3 separate regions of the Homo sapiens genome follow, and all the other regions are linked to region 1. Evidence: chromatin loops called from intact Hi-C (ENCODE). Cell type or tissue: Caco-2. All regions are shown on one strand. Links, peaks and the distances in the headings refer to the core of each region. The heading gives the core; the rest is flanking DNA.

Region 1 (6,737 bases), core at 639-5,638:
TCCCTCCTGCCCTGCACGCTCTGGCCAAGCTCTCTGGCCCCTCCTGCCCCCGTGCCAGGCAGCCAGTGGCCTCCGCCTGGATGGCAGCTGCCTAAAATCCCAGCCATGCTGAGATCCTCAGGGGCAGGGATGGGGTTTCTCTGCGCCCCGCACACCCCAGGCTCAGGTCTCATGCTGGGCGAGGTTCCCATGGGTGCTGAGGACCTCCCACGAGTGCCTCGGGCAGGGCTGGCTGGAGAAGCCCCTGCCCTCCCAGGGAGGGGCCCTGCCCCACGACTACCCTAGCAGCCAGTGACCCAGGCCCCAGGGAGGAGCGGGCCAGGTGGGCGGAGGGGATGGGAGCTCCCTGGAGAGGAGCCCATGTCCCCCGTCTCAGCCAGAGCGAGCCGGGTTCACCACGTGGCTGGGAGGGCTTAGAGCCAGGAGCCCCCGCAGGCAAGCACAGGCTCGGAGGCCGGGGCCGCACCCGACAGGACGTAGTCGGCACTCGGCTTCTCGCTGACCCTGATCAGGAAGGCGCCCGTGGCGTTGCCCTCGGCCTGCAGCCGACGCACAGCTTCCGAGCGGGAGATGCAGCCAAAGAACCACCTGCAGGGGAGGAGTCTGAGAACACGCGGACCTGGGCCCACCCCACGTGGACCCCACGCTGGCCCCAGCCTGCCCGCCTGGAACCCCAGCCGCCCTTGCCTGCCACCTCAAGCTCCCAGCCCTGACCACAGCTGCTCTCAGGAGCTGTCGCTGACCCAGACGCCCTGAATGTCCCGAAAGGCCAGGACAGGCCCCTGAGGACCCGGCGGGGGCAGGGGCAGGCGCTACCACACCCTGCCCTGAGTGGCCCGAGTCTAGGGGTCAGAGCCTAGGGTGGAGCTGGGGAGGGCAGCTGAGCAGGATGGCTGCCCAGAGCTGCCTGCACACACCCATGTGTGACGCACGCTCACACACACACAGTCACAAACCCCCACACATGCGCACAGTTCACCCGCACACCTGAACACACACGCGCATGTGTGCTCACTTGCCCACACGCTCACACGCACGCACACACAGCCACTCGCGCGCACTAACTCCCGGCTGCGGGGTGTGGGCCAGCCCTGGACTGTGGACTTCCAGGTGGAGCTTGCAGAAGCTCCAGGTGACCTGCGCCCTTTGTGTGTCTGACTCCCTCAGGTCACTGGAACACAAACCCCACACAGAAGACCACGGCCCAGCATGGAGCCCCTGGGGTCCACCCCCTCCACTTCCGCACACCTGGAAGCACTGCCCCACCTGCCCCTCCAACCACCTGGCCTCCCGCCCCCCCCCTCACCTGGCCTCCCGCCCCCTCCTCACCTGGCCTCCCGCCCCCTCCTCACCTGGCCTCCCGCCCCCCCCCTCACCTGGCCTCCCGCCCCCTCCTCACCTGGCCTCCCGCCCCCTCCTCACCTGGCCTCCCGCCCCCCCCTCACCTGGCCTCCCACCCCGTCCTCACCTGGCCTCCCGCACCCCCCTCACCTGGCCTCCCGCCCCCCCCTCACCTGGCCTCCCGCCCCCTCCTCACCTGGCCTCCCGCCCCCTCCTCTCCTGGCCTCCCGCCCCCTCCTCTCCTGGCCTCCCGTCCCCTCCTCTCCTGGTCTCCCGCCCCCCCCACCTGGCCTCCCGCCCCCCCTCACCTGGCCTCCAGCCCCCCCCACCTAGCCTCCCGCTCCCCCCCCCACCTGGCCTCCCACCCCCTCCTCACCTGGCCTCCTCCCCACTTCTCACCTGGGCGAGTTCTCAGGACTCAGGGTCTTTGCACCTGGGAGCTGACCAGCCTCCGGCCAGACCCCACCCCTGCACCCCTGCTCACTAACGAGGTCGTGGGTCTGCGCGTGACCCTGCTAACGAGGTCGTGGGTCTGCACGTAATAGAGGGGTCTCCACCATGGGCCCCTGCCCGACGGCCTCTTTACAGCCTCCCCTGCTTGTTGCTTGGGTCCCCCGGGAGCTAACCCTACACAGCCTGTGACTCACGCACACACACAGTGGGTGCCCAATCACTGATGAGAAACGCGGGATCTCAGGAGCGTGACCCTCCTCAGCCTGAGCTCCGGGCAGCTGTGGAAGCCAGGGCCAGGCCACACCAGCTGCTGTCTGGTTCCCCGCAGGGCACAGCAGGCAGGAAGTTTGCCCGGCAGCCGGCCCGCTCCCCTAACTAGGTCGTGTGTCTGGTTCCGGCACTTTGGAAACTGGGCAAGCTTCAAGCTTCGTTTCCCCCAAAGGCCCTGGAACGCTCCGACAGACCTTGTCACTGGCCACCGGGCCCCAGAAGTCCACCCTGGACCCTCTGTCCTCCCTGGGTCCCGGCAATGCAGCGTCCACCCCCGAGCTGTGACAAGGATGAGCCCAAGGCAGGGGCCGTGCCCTCTGACCCCCGTGCTCCAACTCCCGCAGGGACAGTCCTGGGCACTCCTGGGCGCCAGCGCATGGGGCCTGCAGGGAGGATCAAGCGGGATGCCCAGCCTGGACTTTGGGGTGCAGGAAGATGGAACCGGGGTCCCCACCTTCTTGGGCCTCCCTGAGCAGCCCAGAGCCCTGTCCCTCCCCTGTGCCTAGAGGGTGGCCTGTGCCAAAGCTCCCAGCAGCCTAGGACACGCACGGTTCCGACTCCACCGTCTCCCTCTCGGCCAGGTAGTTGTGGGGCACATAGCCCTGGGCCACGGCCCCACCCGCCTCGTCCAGCAGCGTGGCCCACCACCACTGCTCCTCCTTCCTGGCCACGTGGAAGACGTCCCCCGCGCGGAAGCTCAGCTCCTCGTCCGTCCGGGACTTGAAGTCCCAGAGGCCCACATACTTGGGGCCCAGGTGAGCCTGGTCCCGGGACACCATGGCGGGCGGGCGCAGCGGCAGGACCAGGCTGTGGCCCAGCTGGAGCACCCAGAGCTGGGCGTGGCAGGCGGGCCGTCCCACTTCCTCATGACAGGCCGGGAAGCAGCCACACCCAGCACCCACAGGCGCTCCAGAGCACCCCGGCTCCTCCTGAGGGCCCAGCCGGCCCCACAAGTCCTCAGGCCCACTGGGGCCCATCTGAGCACTTAGCGCCCGCACTATGGGAACCCACTGGGCAAGCACCGCCAGGGCCGGCCTGAGCGCAGGAGAGGGGGAGGAGGACCTCCCGGTTGGGGCTTCTTGGGGGTCCAACTTATGGACACTCAGGCACTCAGGGAAGCCAACGGCCCTCTGGGAACAAGCCTCGCAGCCTGAGGGCAGGAAGGTGAGGGCTGCAGGCGCTGCCTTCCCAACCCTCAGAGCTGCGGGGGCACAGGTGGGGGCCGCCTCTCTCCCCGCTTCCGGCAGCTTCCCCTCCACCCGTCGGTGCCCTCACCCAGCCCCAGACTCCACCCCTGAGCACAGGGCCCAATGTCAGGAGCTGCTGTGGGCAGGCGTCCTGAGAGCGGCCTCATGGGCAGGCCCGCCCTCGGGTAAGGGCCAAGCAGGGAAGAGGGAGTGGAATCAGGGCAGCGACAGCTGTGTGGGTCGGCCCGGAGGACTTCCCGGAAGAGGAGGGCCCGAGGGTTTTGGGGGATCCCCGGGGAGGCAGAGCCAGGGGCACCCACGGCTGAAGAAACGGGCACTGCCTTCCTCCACACGGACGCCAGGGGGCAGGCAAGGACCGTGAGTGCGGCCTGGAAGCGCCCATGGCGCTGGGGCCCAAGGCCACAGGTCCCTCCCAGGCAGCCCCTCCCGCCTCCAGCCTCTGCCTCCTCCTGTCCAGCCCGCAGGACCCCTGCCCCCTTCCAGCTGGCCTCCCTTCTCCCGACTCATGCCTGAGTGAGCCCTGCCGTGACCCCCACCTGCACCCGACGGCCGCCTGCCCCCCAGCCCCTGAGACTCGGGACACCCCCTCCCTGGAGGCCCCTCCCCGCCCCACCCTCCCACTGACCCTACTGTGTCCACCCGGGAGCTCCAACCCAGGGACCTGGACTGGCAGCCACAAGGGGGCAGGAAGGGGCGGGAAGGGAAATTCAAAGTCTGCAAGGGGTGGTAAGGAAAGTCCCTAAACTGCGTATTTCAACTTTTATTTTTATTGCAAAGAGAAATAATGGCACCTTCCACTCATTGTTTTGAGATTAAGAACAATAATCTGGATTATTTAACAGGCTCATAGATTTCTGGGCAGCCCAGCTCAGCGCTGACCAAGGTGGGGAGGGGCAGCGGGGTGCCGGCCTGGGCAGTGTCCCTCAGGCCCTCCCAGCTCTGTCTGGGGTCGGTTGGGGAGGATGCAGGGGGAGGGGTGGGGGGTGGGGAATGCGGAAGGAGGGTGCCGGGGCACCTGGCCGGGCAGCGTCCCTCAGAGCCCGGCCAGACTCTGGGCCCGTGAGTCTATGTCCAGGAAGCCTCGAGTATCCCTGAGTTCGGACGTGCAGGACTTTCAGTCTAAGCCACACCAGGAGGCAGGAACGTCCCCAGCCCCTCCCAGATACCCAGGAGCACCAAACCTGTTCAGCTGGTGGCTGGCGAGATGCCTAGGAGGGCACAGGTGCCACAGACACACCTGGTCCCCTTAATCCCAGTGGCGGCTGCAGAGAGCACAGAGGGCGAGGCCTTCTGTGCCAGAGGAGCCCCCAGGCTGCTGTGCTGGGGACCTGCCAGAACTGGAAGCTCAGCTCAAGGCCTCAGTGGGCCCAGGTACCAGAACCAGCCCCTCCCCTAGGTTCTCCCATGCAGATGGAGCTGGGCAGGTGGCCAGGGTCCCAAAGGCTCAGATAAAGCCTCTTGCCTCCACCATCTGCAGGGGTCCTGGTTCCTGCTGCTTCCCTCCGCTTGGCCTTGTTCCTCCGATGCACGGGCCCCAGGAAGCCCCCGCGCTGCCTCCGTTCTCGGAGCCTCCGAGTGGCCTCTTCCTTCCCCGGGGCCACCTGTCTCTGCACACGGGAGTCTCATCTCTTAGCTCCCTCCTGAGCCAGGCTTTGGCCGGGGCCTGTGGACGGCAGCCATCAGCACTTCGGCTCAGCAGGTACAGAGCTGACCCCAACTCTAGGGGACAAGGACTCAGTCAGGCCTGAACTTGTCTCCAAACTTTCTGTCCCCGAAAGCCTTCTGGGCACAGCTGCCAACCTGGGCTCCCAGGAGGGTGGGGGGCAGGGTCTCCGGGGGCCACAAACAGACCCCACCGGCCCCCTTGCTTCTTGACGTGTTTCACGAAGACCTGAGCAGAAGCTTCCCTGAGCCAGACGTGGGGAGACGAGGGCGGACCCTGCACATCCCTGCCCCCTCCTGCCTTGGTGACCCCCGAGGACTCACACCCAGAGGCTTCCTGAGCCACTTGCTGCCCAGCATACCATGGCATCTACCTCCGAGCCCCCAACCGACCCTGCCTGACCCTGCACAGGCAGAAGACTCCAAATCCCCCACGGCCCACCCTGAGGCCCCTGGAAATAGCCTCCAAGGGCAGCTCCCAGGTCACCAAGCCTCCCGGCCCACCCTTCCTGTGCCACCTGGAACCCACCCAGGGAGATGGAATCGGCAGCTCCTGCCAATGCCCTTGGGGCTCACGCTCTCTGGGCACCATGATGTCCTGGGCTGGGGGTCCGGGCGGCATGGGGGCCGCTCCAACCTGCATTTTCTAGCCACGTGGACCCGTACGCTCCAGCTCCTGGGTCTGGGTTTGGGGGGCTGAGCCTGTGTGTGATGTGCGCCTGTGTGCGTGTCTGAGTGGGTCAGTCCCGGCTTACTGAGTGCTGTGTGCGTGAGTGGGTTTGTGCACAGGCCGCCAGTGTGTCTGTGAGGGGCAGGTGACGGTGCCACCCCGTGCCTACATACCACACATCCAGTGGGGTCAACACCACGGTCTGCCTGGGAGTCAGCACTGGTCATTTCCACAAACCCAAGCTGGGACTAGGGAGAGAACTGGGCCTTTGGCTCTTCACCCTGGGAGGGAGTCCAGGGGACCCAGGCAGGAGACACACAGGGCTCAGGGTTCCTCACCCAGAGCCTCCGAGGCTTCTACCCACCCTCCTGTGCCGTTGTCTCTCTTGAGAGGCCAGGGACACGTGTCACACTGCACGGGGAACGTCAGCCCCAGCCCTCCGTCTGCACGAGTCACACTGCACGGGGAACGTCAGCCCCAGCCCTTCGTCTGCACGAGTCACACTGCATGGGGGACGTCAGCCCCAGCCCTCCGTCTGCACGAGTCACACTGCACGGGGGACGTCAGCCCCAGCCCTCCGTCTGCACGTCTGCCTGGTGCACGAACATGTGTGCACGCCAGGGCCTGAGGCCCACAGCCAGAGGCTCCTCGGTCCGGCAGACCGGCATCCCTTCGAGTTGGCGCTCTGCAGGGAGGAGGGGCTGGCCTGGCTGGAGCCCAGAGCGTTGGGTCACGTGAGGACTCAGGGGTGGCATCTGTGGATGGCGTGCAGCTTCTCCCGCAGCGTGGCGAAGGAGGGCCGTTCCTCGGGGCTGCTCCTCCAGCACTCCAGCATGAGCACGTAGACCTCCGCCGGGCAGGCAGCCGGGCGCGGCAGCCGGTACCCTCGCATGATCTGCTGCAGCGTCTCGTGGTTGGTCATCCCTGGGAGGCGCGGGGCAAGAGCTGCCTCGATTCTGCCTGGGGGTCCCTATGGAGGAGGCCTCCTGTAGCCCCCCATGTCATCTGCCTGCCCTTGGCCAGACCCTCCAACCCCTTGCCGACAGCGTCCAGGCCCGGGGCCAGTGACTCCTGGGCAGAGCCTGCATCCTCCCTCTGGCTGCCTGGGGACCCACCTTCATAGGGACACTGGC
Region 2 (6,737 bases), core at 878-5,877, 580 kb after region 1:
GGGGGTGCCTGGGCAAAGCTGTGCGGGGCATGAGGGCACCCTGATGTTGGGGGGGGTCTCTGGGCAAAGCTGTGCGGGGCATGAGGGCACCCTGATGTTGGGGGGGTGTCTGGGCAAAGCTGTGCGGGGCATGAGGGCACCCTGATGTGGGGGGGGTTGTCTGGGCAAAGCTGTGCGGGGCATGAGGGCACCCTGATGTGGGGGGGTCTCTGGGCAAAGCTGTGCGGGGCATGAGGGCACCGTGATGGGGGGGTGTCTGGGCAAAGCTGTGCGGGGCATGAGGGCACCCTGATGTGGGGGGGGTGTCTGGGCAAAGCTGTGCGGGGCATGAGGGCACCCTGATGTGGCGGGGGGGGGCCTGGGCGAAGCTGTGCGGGGCATGAGGGCACCCTGATGTTGGGGGGGGTGTCTGGGCAAAGCTGTGCGGGGCACGAGGTCACCCTGATGTTGGGGGGGGGTGTCTGGGCAAAGCTGCGCGGGGCATGAGGGCACGCTGATGTGGCAGGGGGTGTCTGGGCAAAGCTGCGCAGGGCATGAGGGCACCCTGATGTTGGGGGGGGTGTCTGGGCAAAGCTGTGCGGGGCATGAGGTCACCCTGATGTTGGGGGGGTGTCTGGGCAAAGCTGCGCGGGGCATGAGGACACCCTGATGTGGGGGGGGTGTCGGGGCAAAGCTGTGCGGGGCATGAGGGCACCCTGATGTTGGGGGGGGTGTCTGGGCAAAGCTGTGCGGGGCATGAGGTCACCCTGATGTTGGGGGGGTGTCTGGGCAAAGCTGTGCGGGGCATGAGGGCACCCTGATGTGGGGGGGGGTGTCTGGGCAAAGCTGTGCGGGGCATGAGGGTACCCTGATGTTGGGGGGGGTGTCTGGGCAAAGCTGTGCGGGGCATGAGGGCACCCTGATGTTGGGGGGTCTGGGCAAAGCTGTGCGGGGCATGAGGGCACCCTGATGTGGGGGGGGTGTCTGGGCAAAGCTGTGCGGGGCATGAGGGCACCCTGATGTGGGGGGGTCTGGGCAAAGCTGTGCGGGGCATGAGGGCACCCTGATGTGGGGGGGGTGTCTGGGCAAAGCTGTGCGGGGCATGAGGGTACCCTGATGTTGGGGGGGGTGTCTGGGCAAAGCTGCGCGGGGCATGAGGGCACCCTGATGTGGCGGGGGGGGGCGTGGGCGAAGCTGTGCGGGGCATGAGGGCACCCTGATGTTGGGGGGGGTGTCTGGGCAAAGCTGCGCGGGGCATGAGGGCACCCTGATGTTGGGGGGGGGTGTCTGGGCAAAGCTGCGCGGGTCATGAGGGCACCCTGATATGGTGGGGGGTGTCTGGGCAAAGCTGTGCAGGGCATGAGGGCACCCTGATGTGGCGGGGGGGCCTGGGCAAAGCTGTGCGGGGCATGAGGGCACCCTGATGTTGGGGGGGGTGTCTGGGCAAAGCTGTGCGGAGCATGAGGGCACCCTGATGTTGGGGGGGTGTCTGGGCAAAGCTGTGCGGGGCATGAGGGCACCCTGATGTGGGGGGGGGTGTCTGGGCAAAGCTGTGCGGGGCATGAGGGCACCCTGATGTGGTGGGGAGGGCCTGGGCAAAGCTGTGTGGGGCATGAGGGCACCCTGATGTCGGGAGGGGGGCAGGCCTGGGCTCAGCCAGAAGACAGCCCCAGTTCCTCCAGCATGGCTGGGCCCCATCCCACCTCACTTCCTTCCATCTCCACCTTTGCCGACTCCTGGGATCTGAGCCTCCTCCTGGTCTGTCTCTGGTTCTGAATGCCTCCTATGTGCCGGGTGCTGACAGCTAAAGATACATCCGTGTTTCATTTTGTCTCCACAATGGCCAGGGGCAGTACTACTGTCATCCCATCTAGCAGATGGGAACAGGAGGCTCTGATGGAGTTTCCCTGGAGCGTGCTTGCTAACCGTGGAGCAACAGGGCACTCAGCTTCCGCACGGAGCTTCCCAGAGCCTGTGGCTTCCTCTCAGGGCTCCGGCAGTGTTGAATGTGGGGAGCTCACACTCTCACCAGGGAGACCTCATACCTGCTGCTTATCACCTGGGAGATGTTTTCTGCCCACAGAGGCTCCGTCACATCTCTGGCTGCTCGGGGAGGTGAGTGGGGCCCTGCTCACTCAGGACAAAGGAGGCTGAGGTGGAGCTCTAGGCCCCTCTTCCCCACCCACTTGAGTGCACCCCGAAGGCACGTGGAGTTCCTGGGGTGCTGCCTGTGGTCGGGCCAGAGACTGCTCCACTGTCCAAACTGTGCTCATAGGTATGTGGCCTGGGGACTGTTGCCGTGGAACCGGGTAAAGAGCCCTGTGGACCTGTGCTCCCAACTCAGGCCAGTCAAGGGTGCCACTGTGGCCTAGATAGTCTCCTGAGGGGAGCAGACCAGGTGGAGGTCAGGAGTACAGGTCTGGGACTGGCTTTTTCCTTGCTGTGTGGCCCAGGGTGAGTTACCCAACCTCTCTGAGCCTCTGTCTCCTCACTTGTCAAATGGGGATCGTAATTTTCCTGCCTCAGGCTGGAGGCTTGCACGTGTTGGGCCAGCCCCATCTGAGGTCCCACCTGCCCGTGCTGCTCTGGACCTGGTCTGGGGTTTCGGCCTTGGGCCTGGGCAGCTCAGGTGGATGCTTGGAGGGAGCACTGACCTCAAGTCAGCTGTGAGTAGGACGGGAGGCTGGTGAGCGGCAGCAAGCTGCAAGCCACAGGCAGGGAGAACTTCCCGGAGGTAGAGAGAGAGAGAGAGAGAGAGAGAGAGAGAGTGTGTGTGTGTGTGTGTGTGTGTGTGTGTGTGTGTGCGCCCTTCTTAGCCTGGGCAAAGAATTGGGAGACCAGCAGGCCAGCGCTGGCTCTGCCATGGAGGGGAAGCACTTTGAAGCCCCACTGTTCCTGGACTAGCTCTGCTGAACCACAGAGGGGCCGCCGTTTTCCCTTGGCTGGGGTAGAGGAACAGGGTCCTTCCTGTGGCTCCTGGCTGAGCCAGGTTCTGTGCGACGCGGACCAACCCTGACCCCCAGTGGCCAGTTCCGAGAACTGCTGCAGAGGAAAAGGGACCATTCAGTAGGGTGGGGGTGGGGGCTTGCGCGGCATTCATTTTCGAGTGGACATGGGGGCAGGCAGGCCAGTCTCTGATGATTTAAGGATGCTGTGGTTTGAATATTTGTCACCTCCAAAACTCAAGTTGGAATTTAATCCCCAATGTGGCAGTATTGAGAGGTGGGGCCTTTAAGAGGTGATTGGGTCACAAGAGCTCTGCCCTCATGAATAGATTAATTTATTTATAGATTAATGGGTTATCATAGGAGTGGGGCTAGTAGCTTTATAAGAAGAGAGAGACCTGAGCCAGCACGCTCAGCCCCTCACCATGCGACGCCCTGCACTGCCTTGGGACTCTGGGGTTCCCACCAGCAAGAAAACCTCACCAGATGTGGCCCATTGACCTTGGACTTCCCAGCCCGCAGAACTGTAAGAAATACATTTTGTTTCTTTTAAATTACCCAGTTTCTGTTATAAGCAGCAGGAAACAGACTAAGACAAGGGGCAAGCCAGCCTCTGCCCACAAGGAGCTCCATTCTGGTGTGGAGAGACCCAAACACACAACTATGCTCTTTGTCTTGCTAGAGACTTGTTTTGTGGTGGCCCCAACCTCAACTTGCCAGCAATTTGTAAAAGAACCAAGTCAATTTTACACAGCAAATTAAACCCCAGGGTAAATGTGTGTACCTGGATTCCAATAGTAGGTAAAGATTCTTAATGGTGAAAACTATGACTCCTGTTAAAACTCTTGTGTTCTGTTCTTACCACTGAGTTTAAACAACAACTCTGTGCTAATCGTATAAAGAATATTTTTGTCTGGACTGTCTACGGCCAAGTTCTCCACCCTGGATGTGCACAGAATCCCCTGGGGACTTCAGGAGCTCACTGGAGCTGGTTCCACCCCCATGCCCAGGCTCTGATGTGCTTGGTCTGGGCTGGGGCCTGGGCACCAGTGTTGTCCTAGTTTTGTGTTGCTATGAAGGAATATCTGAGGCTGGGTAATTTCTTTTTCTTTTTCCTAGGTGAGGAGAAGGATAGAGGCTGGGCCATTATAAAGAAAAGAGGTTTGTTTGGCTCACGGTTCTGCAGGGTGTACGGGAAGCACGGTGCCGGCACCTGCTTCTGGGGAGGCCTCAGGGAGCGTGCACTCATGGCGGGAGGTGTCTCATGGTAAGAGAAGAGGCGAGAGAGAGGGGCGATGCCAGGATTTTTTTAAAACAACCAGCTCGTGTGGGAACTAATAGAGCAAGAACTCACTCATCACCATGAGGAGGGCACTAAACCATTCATTCTGGATCCTTCCCTATGACCCGAACACCTCCCACCAGGCCCCGCCTCCAACATCGGGGATTAAATTTCAACATGAGGTTCGGGGACAAACGTCCAAACTATAGCAGGTATTTCTGAAGAACACCCAGGTGTTTCAAAGCTGGGGTGAAGCCGTGGGTTAACACTGTTTTTCAGACATGGCTGGAGACCTGGGGTTCCTACACCACAGAGTCTCCCTGCCAGAGTTCTCAGCTCCTGGGGAGGCTGAGGTGGGTGGATCACTTGAGGTCAGGAGTTTGAGATCAGCCTGGCCAACATGGTGAAACCCCGTCTCTACTAAAAATACAAAAAATGTAGCCAGGCGTGGTGGCACACACCTGTAATTCCAGCTACTCAGGAGGCTGAGGCACGAGAATCACTTGATCCTGGGAGGCGGAGGTTGCAGTGAGCTGAGATCTCACTACTGCACTCCAGCCTGGGTGACGGAGTGAGACACTGTCAAAAAAAAAAAAAAAAAGAAAGAAGAAAGAGAAGTATCATGATAAAAGAAATAATATTTTAAAAAAAGACAGTGTGGTATTTGCATCAAGATAGACAGATCAATAGAACAAATTAGAGATACCAGAAATAGACCCACAAATATGAGCAAGTGATTTTCAACAAAGCTGCAAAGGCAATTCAATAAAGGCAAGTTTTGTTCTCAGTAAATGATGCTAAACAGTTGGATATCCATATGCAAAAAAATGAACTTTGATCCATACCTTGTACTATATTAAAATATTGTCAATATGGATCATAAACCTAAATGTAAAAGCTAAAATTATAAAACTTCTATAAGAGGACATAGAAGAAAACCTTTGCAAACTTAGATCAGGCAAAACATTATTAGATAGGATATCAAAACATAATCCATCAAATAAATAAGATGTTTCATCAAAACTAAGAACTTCTGCTATTCCAAAGACACTGCTAAGAAAATGAAAAGACAAGCCCAAGGCTGTAAGACAATTTTTGCAAATCACATATTTGATAAAGGACTTGTATCCAGAGTATATCAAGAACTCTCAAAACTCAATAACGTTAATGGAAAAAAACAGATTCTGTAAAATATTTTAAAGAGGTTTATTCTGAGTCAATATGAATGACCATGGCCTGGAGAAAACAGTTTCGAGAGGTTCTGAGAAAGCCTGGAGAACACAGTTTCGAGTTTCCTGAGAAAGCCTGGAGAACAGTTTCGAGAGGTCCTGAGAAAGCCTGGAGAACACAGTTTTGAGTTTCCTTAGAAAGCCTGGAGAACACAGTTTCGAGAGGTGCTGAGAAAGCCTGGAGAACACGGTTTCGAGAGCTCCTGGGAAAGCCTGGAGAACACGGTTTCGAGAGGTCCTGAGAAAGCCTGGAGAACACGATTTCGAGAGGTCCTGAGAAAGCCTGGAGAACACGGTTTCGAGAGGTCCTGAGAAAGCCTGGAGAACATGGTTTCGAGAGGTCCTGGGAAAGCCTGGAGAACACAGTTTCGAGTTTCCTGAGAAAGCCTGGAGAACAGTTTCGAGAGGTCCTGAGAAAGCCTGGAGAACACAGTTTCGAGAGGTCCTGGGAAAGCCTGGAGAACACGGTTTCGAGAGGTCCTGAGAAAGCCTGGAGAACACAGTTTTGAGTTTCCTGAGAAAGCCTGGAGAACACAGTTTCGAGAGGTCCTGGGAAAGCCTGGAGAACACGGTTTCGAGAGGTCCTGAGAAAGCCTGGAGAACACGGTTTTGAGAGGTCCTGAGAAAGCCTGGAGAACATGGTTTCGAGAGGTTCTGGGAAAGCCTGGAGAACACAGTTTCAAGTTTCCTGAGAAAGCCTGGAGAACAGTTTCGAGAGGTCCTGAGAAAGCCTGGAGAACACAGTTTCGAGAGGTCCTGAGAAAGCCTGGAGAACACAGTTTCGAGTTTCCTGGGAAAGCCTGGAGAACATAGTTTCGAGAGGTCCTGAGAAAGCCTGGAGAACACAGTTTCGAGAGGTCCTGGGAAAGCCTGGAGAACACAGTTTCAAGAGGTCCTGGGAAAGCCTGGAGAACACAGTTTCGAGTTTCCTGAGAAAGCCTGGAGAACATGGTTTCGAGTTTCCTGAGAAAGCCTGGAGAACACAGTTTCGAGAGGTCCTGGGAAAGCCTGGAGAACATAGTTTCGAGAGGTCCTGGGAAAGCCTGGAGAACACAGTTTCGAGAGGTCCTGGGAAAGCCTGGAGAACACAGTTTCAAGAGGTCCTGGGAAAGCCTGGAGAACACAGTTTCGAGTTTCCTGAGAAAGCCTGGAGAACACAGTTTCGAGAGGTCCTGGGAAAGCCTGGAGAACACAGTTTTGAGTTTCCTGAGAAAGCCTGGAGAACATAGTTTCGAGAGGTCCTGAGAAAGCCTGGAGAACACAGTTTCGAGTTTCCTGAGAAAGCCTGGAGAACACAGTTTT
Region 3 (6,316 bases), core at 146-5,145, 160 kb after region 1:
AGGCCAAGTCGCCTGGCCCCTTCTTCTCCACCAGGAAAGCTAAGAGTCTGGACCTGCATGTCCCCAGCCTGAAGCAGAGGTCCTCAGGTGCGGACGGGCAGCGCTGGGTGGGCGGTGTGGGGGTGGCGGAGCGGGCGGCGTGGGGCGGGCAGCACCAGGCGCCCAGGGCGGAGGCGACTCACCTGGCTTTGTGCGCTTCCCCTCCCACCTCCAAAGGCTGCCTCTCCCTCCTAGGGCAGGGCCCCCACGGGCTGCAACCCTCCCCTACAGGCAGAGAACGCCCCAGGCAAGGATGCCCCCCGAGGCTGAGACTCCCCCCAATAGCAGGGAGGACACCCACAGGCAGGACCCCAAGTGCTGGGACTCTCCCCCAAGAGGGGCTTTGCCACAGGCAGGGACCCCAGCTGGGGCCCCCCGTGGGCTTCACTGCGCACTCGGGTGCCCCTGCAGGGTCACCAGCTGCCGGGGACCCCGAGAGTAGCCTGTGTGTGGAGTATGAGCAGGAGCCAGTTCCTGCCCGGCAGAGGCCCAGGGGGCTGCTGGCCGCCCTGGAGCACAGCGAACAGCGGGCGGGGAGCCCTGGCGAGGAGCAGGTACAGTTCCAGGGCCTTGGGATGGACACAGACCCTCTGTCTCCTGAGGCCAACCCGACCCCGCCCATCTGGCCTCAGGCACCTCCCCACACACCCCTGTAAATCCCCTGCCTGGCAGGCAGGCGGGCAAGCGGGCGGGGGATCCCAGCTGCCTGGCTGTCTGTGGGTCCTCCACCCCACCTCACCCACAGGCTGCTGGCTCCCAGGTGGTGCATGCCCTGGCCCTCCGCGGGTGCCCCCCACATCACTTTGGTTCTCTGGCGGGTCAGCTTGGCTCAGTGCACTCAAGGTCGGGTGCCCCTGCCACTGGCTGCGCTTGAGGCTGGCCTTTCTCCAGGAATGTGCTGCGGGTGGAACCCAGGTTCCTTCTTCCTTGGGGCCTTTTGCCCCAGAAGCCCATAATTCCTCAGGCCAACCCGAAATTTTCTCCCTGCTTCCTGCTGGGAGCCATTCCCCTCTTCCTGCCCATCCCTGCCCTTCAGGCCCCTGGAGTGAGCTCCAGGTGCAGGCACCAGGCACCTGTGTCCCCTTCCTGCCAGCCCCTCGCTGTGGTCGGACTGTCTTCCCTGGACCTGCTCTTACAAGTCACCACCTGCGAGCCTCATGAGCCGCTGGTGTGACTTGGACAGGACCAAGTTGTGGCACTGTCACCGGGGTGTGCTGTGCCCCCCTCCCCCGACCTCCATCTTGGCTCAGGGCTCCTTGGGACCATCTTCCCTGTGCGTCCAGGTGCTTTGGGACCCCAGAGTGTGTGGTTGGGGTCTGTGTGTGGTTGTGAGCTGTGTCCTCCTCAGGCCCACAGCTGCTCCACCCTGTCCCTCCTGTCTGAGAAGAGGCCGGCAGAAGAACCGCGAGGAGGGAGGAAGAAGATCCGGCTGGTCAGCCACCCGGTGCGTGAGCTGTCCCTGCACCTGTGCCGACCACCATAGACACGCATGGGAACGCAGCCGTGGGTGCCCCCAGCCACGGCTGGTCCCGATGGGACCAGGGAATCCACCCCCAGGAGCTGATGTCCAGGGCAGCTGTGATGCTGACGGCCAGGGGCTCAAGTGTGTGGTTTCTTCTGCAGGGGGCTCATGAGTCCCAGCTGGAATCAGGCCCCACCCTTGGGCAGGTTTGGCATGGGGCCTGCAGCACTGGGCTTGGCCCTGGCATTTCCCTCAAGTGTGGATGCACACCTGCCTCATGTGAGGGACACAGCCCATTCCTAGCCTTGGATCAAAGAACGGAGTTATAGCCGGAGCCAGGAAGCCCCCTGCCTGCTGGAAAACCCCAAGTGTGGCGGCCTTTGTCCATGTCCCTTGGCTTCTGGGAAGAACTGGGTGGTGCCCAGGCAGGGCTGGTGCCATCAGGAAGTGGGTGGCTGCTGAGGGGCCTGGGCTGGCGAGGGCCTGGGTGGGGAGTGCCTGGGCCGCCCCTGCCTTGGTTTCCACGTTTCCGTGTTGGTCTGGGGTGTGTAGAGAGATGGGCACTGCTCATCCGGAAGCCCCTCCTTGTGCGCTGCCATCCTGGGAGCCTCAGCCGCATCCGCTGTGGGGCAGGGGGCTTGAGGGAGGAGGAGAGAGACGGGCCATGCAGGACCCCTGGCTTGAGGCAGAGCCAATCTACCCTTTGCCCATTCACTGCTCTCAGTTCCCTGCCAGCCTCTCACTGTGTGACCTCAGACGGGCCCAGCCCCACAGCTTTCTTCCCGCAGCCCCTCCCTATGTCCATCCAGCCAGCCAGTTTCTCAGGCAGCAGCCCCACCTCGGCAGTCACTGTCCCAGGGAACGCTCAATGTTCCAAGGAAGGCTCTGCAGCCCCAGGGACCAGATGATGAGGCTGGCCCTGATGGAGCCTCGGGCCTGTGTCCTGCAGGAGGAGCCCGTGGCTGGTGCACAGACGGACAGGGCCAAGCTCTTCATGGTGGCCGTGAAGCAGGAGTTGAGCCAAGCCAACTTTGCCACCTTCACCCAGGCCCTGCAGGACTACAAGGGTTCCGATGACTTCGCCGCCCTGGCCGCCTGTCTCGGCCCCCTCTTTGCTGAGGACCCCAAGAAGCACAACCTGCTCCAAGGTGCCCTGGCTTGCAGAGGCCACCCACCCTGAGGGCAGTGCTGCCGCCGCGTGTGGGGTGGGGGCCATCTGGGTCCAAGGTGGTCTCTGTTCTCTAGAGAAAAAGGGGCAGATGGGGACAGACGCCCCTTCCTCTACAGGCTTCTACCAGTTTGTGCGGCCCCACCATAAGCAGCAGTTTGAGGAGGTCTGTATCCAGCTGACAGGACGAGGCTGTGGCTATCGGCCTGAGCACAGCATTCCCCGAAGGCAGCGGGCACAGCCGGTCCTGGACCCCACTGGTAAATGGGGCCCCAGGTGGGACCCTCAGACTCCTGCGTGGAAGGCAGTGTGGGCCAGAGTCCTGGGCTGCTTGGGGTGGGCATCCTCGGGCCCTGCTTGGCCCCGCCTCTCTGTTCCCCTATGGGAGTGATGGGGGCCTCCACCTCCACCACCAGCACCAGCAGCACCACCTCCACCTCCACCTCCACCTCCACCTCCACCACCACCTCCACCTCCACCACCACCTCCTCCACCACCACCACCTCCACCACCACCACCACCACCACCACCTCCACCTCCACCACCTCCACCTCCACCACCACCACCTCCACCTCCACCACCACCACCTCCACCTCCACCACCACCTCCACCACCACCACCTCCACCTCCACCACCACCTCCACCACCACCACCACCACCACCACCACCACCACCACCACCTCCACCACCACCACCTGCACCACCACCTCCACCTCCACCACCACCACCACCTCCACCTCCACCAGCAGCAGCATCACTTGTTGGGGAGACCCTGTGCAACTCCATGCACAGCCCTGTCCCTGCCATAGCCCCGACCCCTAAGCACAGCCCTGTCCAACTGCCACACGTCCCCTGCCTCCCATGCATGGTCCTGGGGGGTCAACTGCACACGCCAGGGTCCTAGGGTCCTAGACCCCTGTCCTCCCTGTTTCTGCCTCTGTTTGGGGTGGAGTCCAAGTCTCCAGAGGCGGAAGCATCTGTGTTCGTGTGTTAATGAACAGCCCCTACAGAGTTCCCCTAGTTCACCCAGGGGGGAACCTAGCCTGTTGGGACGACCCCAGATCCCTTCTGGGCTTGGTACTCACTGGGATATCCTCATGCCTGCACCCAGCCTACGGCTCTGAGCTCCTGAGTGGGGCTTTGGCCTGCCCGCCACTGTTCCAGCCCCCATCCAGCAGGCTGGTGTCTCCTCTGATGCCCCCAGCACCCAGGCGTGTACCTGCCTGGGTTTTCCCGCCCTGGTCTGAGGTGGGTGAGGCCTGGCCTCCCTAGCCAGCCCTGCCCCCCCACCCCAGGGAACTTTCCAGATGCTCTCGACCAGCTTTGTGGCTCTACATCTCTTCATCAGGAAGAACGGCGCCGGATCCCAAGCTGACCGTGTCCACGGCTGCAGCCCAGCAGCTGGACCCCCAAGAGCACCTGAACCAGGGCAGGCCCCACCTGTCGCCCAGGCCACCCCCAACAGGTAGCTGACTCCTGAACCGTGTGCAGCCTACGACTTGGTGGGTCCCTCAGTGGCTTCACGAGGCTAACTCTTGAGTGTGGCCGGGGCTGCCCCTGTGGGGAGCCATCTCATGGTGGGGACTGCTCCCGGTTCTGCACCCCGCAGTTGTCCTGAGCAGCTCTCCAGGAGTTCCTGGAGGAAGGGCGGGCAGGGCGGTGGGACTCTCAGTCCTCCACCCCAGCGCCACTCTGAGCCATGCTACTCCCACACCAGGAGACCCTGGCAGCCAACCACAGTGGGGGTCTGGAGTGCCCAGAGCAGGGAAGCAGGGCCAGCACGCCGTGAGCGCCTACCTGGCTGATGCCCGCAGGGCCCTGGGGTCCGCGGGCTGTAGCCAACTCTTGGCAGCGCTGACAGCCTATAAGCAAGACGACGACCTCGACAAGGTGCTGGCTGTGTTGGCCGCCCTGACCACTGCAAAGCCAGAGGACTTCCCCCTGCTGCACAGCAAGTGGCCCTGGCGTGGGGAACAGCCGGTGGGGTGGGGGGCAGGGGACAAAATGGGGGCTGTGCCGGGTCTGATTGAAGCTCCCCGCAGGGTTCAGCATGTTTGTGCGTCCACACCACAAGCAGCGCTTCTCACAGACGTGCACAGACCTGACCGGCCGGCCCTACCCGGGCATGGAGCCACCGGGACCCCAGGAGGAGAGGCTTGCCGTGCCTCCTGTGCTTACCCACAGGGCTCCCCAACCAGGTAGGGCACCTGCCTGGCTGCTCCTGGCAGCGCCCCAACCGCACGCAGCCCTGGGAGTGAGCAGCAAAGCCCCAGGCCCCCCTCAGACTCAAGTCTCTGTCTCCAGGCCCCTCACGGTCCGAGAAGACCGGGAAGACCCAGAGCAAGATCTCGTCCTTCCTTAGACAGAGGCCAGCAGGGACTGTGGGGGCGGGCGGTGAGGATGCAGGTCCCAGCCAGTCCTCAGGACCTCCCCACGGGCCTGCAGCATCTGAGTGGGGTGAGCCTCATGGGAGAGACATCGCTGGGCAGCAGGCCACGGGAGCTCCGGGCGGGCCCCTCTCAGCAGGCTGTGTGTGCCAGGGCTGTGGGGCAGAGGACGTGGTGCCCTTCCAGTGCCCTGCCTGTGACTTCCAGCGCTGCCAAGCCTGCTGGCAACGGCACCTTCAGGTTGGTGCCTGGCCACTACAGTTCCTGCTGGGTGTAGCCCCAGGTGATGGGCTGAGGGGGAAAGGGCAGGCCCTTGTCCTGGTGGCAACGCCTGGCAGACGTGTGCAGTGGGCCGGTTGTCTCACAGGCCTCTAGGATGTGCCCAGCCTGCCACACCGCCTCCAGGAAGCAGAGCGTCATGCAGGTCTTCTGGCCAGAGCCCCAGTGAGTGCCCACGGAGGCCCCCAGCACACCCAACGTGGCTTGATCACCTGCCTGTCCAGCTCTGGTGGGCCAAGAACCCACCCAACAGAATAGGCCAGCCCATGCCAGCCGGCTTGGCCCGCTGCAGGCCTCAGGCAGGCGGGGCCCATGGTTGGTCCCTGCGGTGGGACCGGATCTGGGCCTGCCTCTGAGAAGCCCTGAGCTACCTTGGGGTCTGGGGTGGGTTTCTGGGAAAGTGCTTCCCCAGAACTTCCCTGGCTCCTGGCCTGTGAGTGGTGCCACAGGGGCACCCCAGCTGAGCCCCTCACCGGGAAGGAGGAGACCCCCGTGGGCACGTGTCCACTTTTAATCAGGGGACAGGGCTCTCTAATAAAGCTGCTGGCAGTGCCCAGGACGGTGTCTTCGTGGCCTGGGCTTGGTGGTGGGAGTTGAGGGACAGGGAGTTGGCAGAGGCCCCTCCCAGCCTGCCATGTGACACTGTACTTCCTCCACGGTGGGCTCAGCCCTGCCCTCATCCTCACAGCCGCAGCCAAGCTGCAGTTGGTAGGGGATCCACCGACACACCAGGCTGCCTGGGCTGGTCTCTGGGTTGGGAGCTGCCCCAGGTGCTGAGGAGGGCAGCTCCCTGGCTGGTGAGGCCCCTCCCAGAACCACCCTTGGACTGAGCTCTGGGGAGGGATGGTACCAGGTGGGTGAGGGGGGCTGCCTGGGGAGGGAGGGGTTCCTATGGGGCGTGGCGAGGCTGGCCCAGCCCTCTCCCCGCCCATATATGTAGGGCAGCAGCAGGATGGGCTTCTGGACTTGGGCGGCCCCTCC

What was found. Peaks named below come from ENCODE experiments on the same cell type or tissue, not always from the same donor. Only the 100,000 strongest peaks of a DNase experiment are listed, where the experiment ranks them.
Region 2: it touches region 1 in a loop (12-fold over the local background); 15 of 110 quality-filtered maps call a loop at or near these places.
Region 3: it touches region 1 in a loop (4-fold over the local background); 15 of 110 quality-filtered maps call a loop at or near these places.

Annotation. Positions count from the first base shown.
Region 1 is chr20:63,534,472-63,541,208 of GRCh38, forward strand. It overlaps PTK6 (protein tyrosine kinase 6), which reads right to left and starts at 2,905. Exons shown (of 8, transcript NM_005975.4): 1 at 2,614-2,905; 2 at 467-588. The coding sequence starts at 2,843. It overlaps SRMS (src-related kinase lacking C-terminal regulatory tyrosine and N-terminal myristylation sites), which reads right to left. Exons shown (of 8, transcript NM_080823.4): 7 at 6,720-6,737; 8 at 4,018-6,528. The coding sequence ends at 6,347. RefSeq lists enhancers at 3,004-3,093, 5,512-5,681, silencers at 3,214-3,363, 3,694-3,963 and a cis regulatory region at 5,597. In Caco-2, for the core only: a CTCF peak has its summit at 3,622 (motif pointing right); DNase peaks (open chromatin) are centred at 1,100 and 3,680; H3K4me3 peaks cover 702 bases.
Region 2 is chr20:64,117,614-64,124,350 of GRCh38, forward strand. No RefSeq gene overlaps it. Among named protein-coding and RNA genes, the nearest start is that of NPBWR2, 13 kb to the left of the region's middle. RefSeq lists enhancers at 2,635-3,134, 2,803-3,097, 5,501-6,700. In Caco-2, for the core only: CTCF peaks have their summits at 3,005 (motif pointing left) and 3,205; DNase peaks (open chromatin) are centred at 968, 1,828, 2,478 and 2,958.
Region 3 is chr20:63,690,355-63,696,670 of GRCh38, forward strand. RTEL1 (regulator of telomere elongation helicase 1) reads left to right here. Exons shown (of 35, transcript NM_001283009.2): 26 at 1-87; 27 at 451-593; 28 at 1,388-1,483; 29 at 2,451-2,649; 30 at 2,789-2,929; 31 at 4,018-4,134; 32 at 4,387-4,620; 33 at 4,712-4,867; 34 at 4,974-5,296; 35 at 5,424-5,891. The coding sequence ends at 5,504. RTEL1-TNFRSF6B (RTEL1-TNFRSF6B readthrough (NMD candidate)) reads left to right here. Exons shown (of 38, transcript NR_037882.1): 26 at 1-87; 27 at 451-593; 28 at 1,388-1,483; 29 at 2,451-2,649; 30 at 2,789-2,929; 31 at 4,018-4,134; 32 at 4,387-4,620; 33 at 4,712-4,867; 34 at 4,974-5,296; 35 at 5,424-5,500. TNFRSF6B (TNF receptor superfamily member 6b) reads left to right here and starts at 6,298. Exons shown (of 3, transcript NM_003823.4): 1 at 6,298-6,316. RefSeq lists an enhancer at 5,593-5,642. In Caco-2, for the core only: no CTCF peak of the experiment used is centred there; DNase peaks (open chromatin) are centred at 2,360, 4,487, 4,733, 5,017 and 2 weaker places.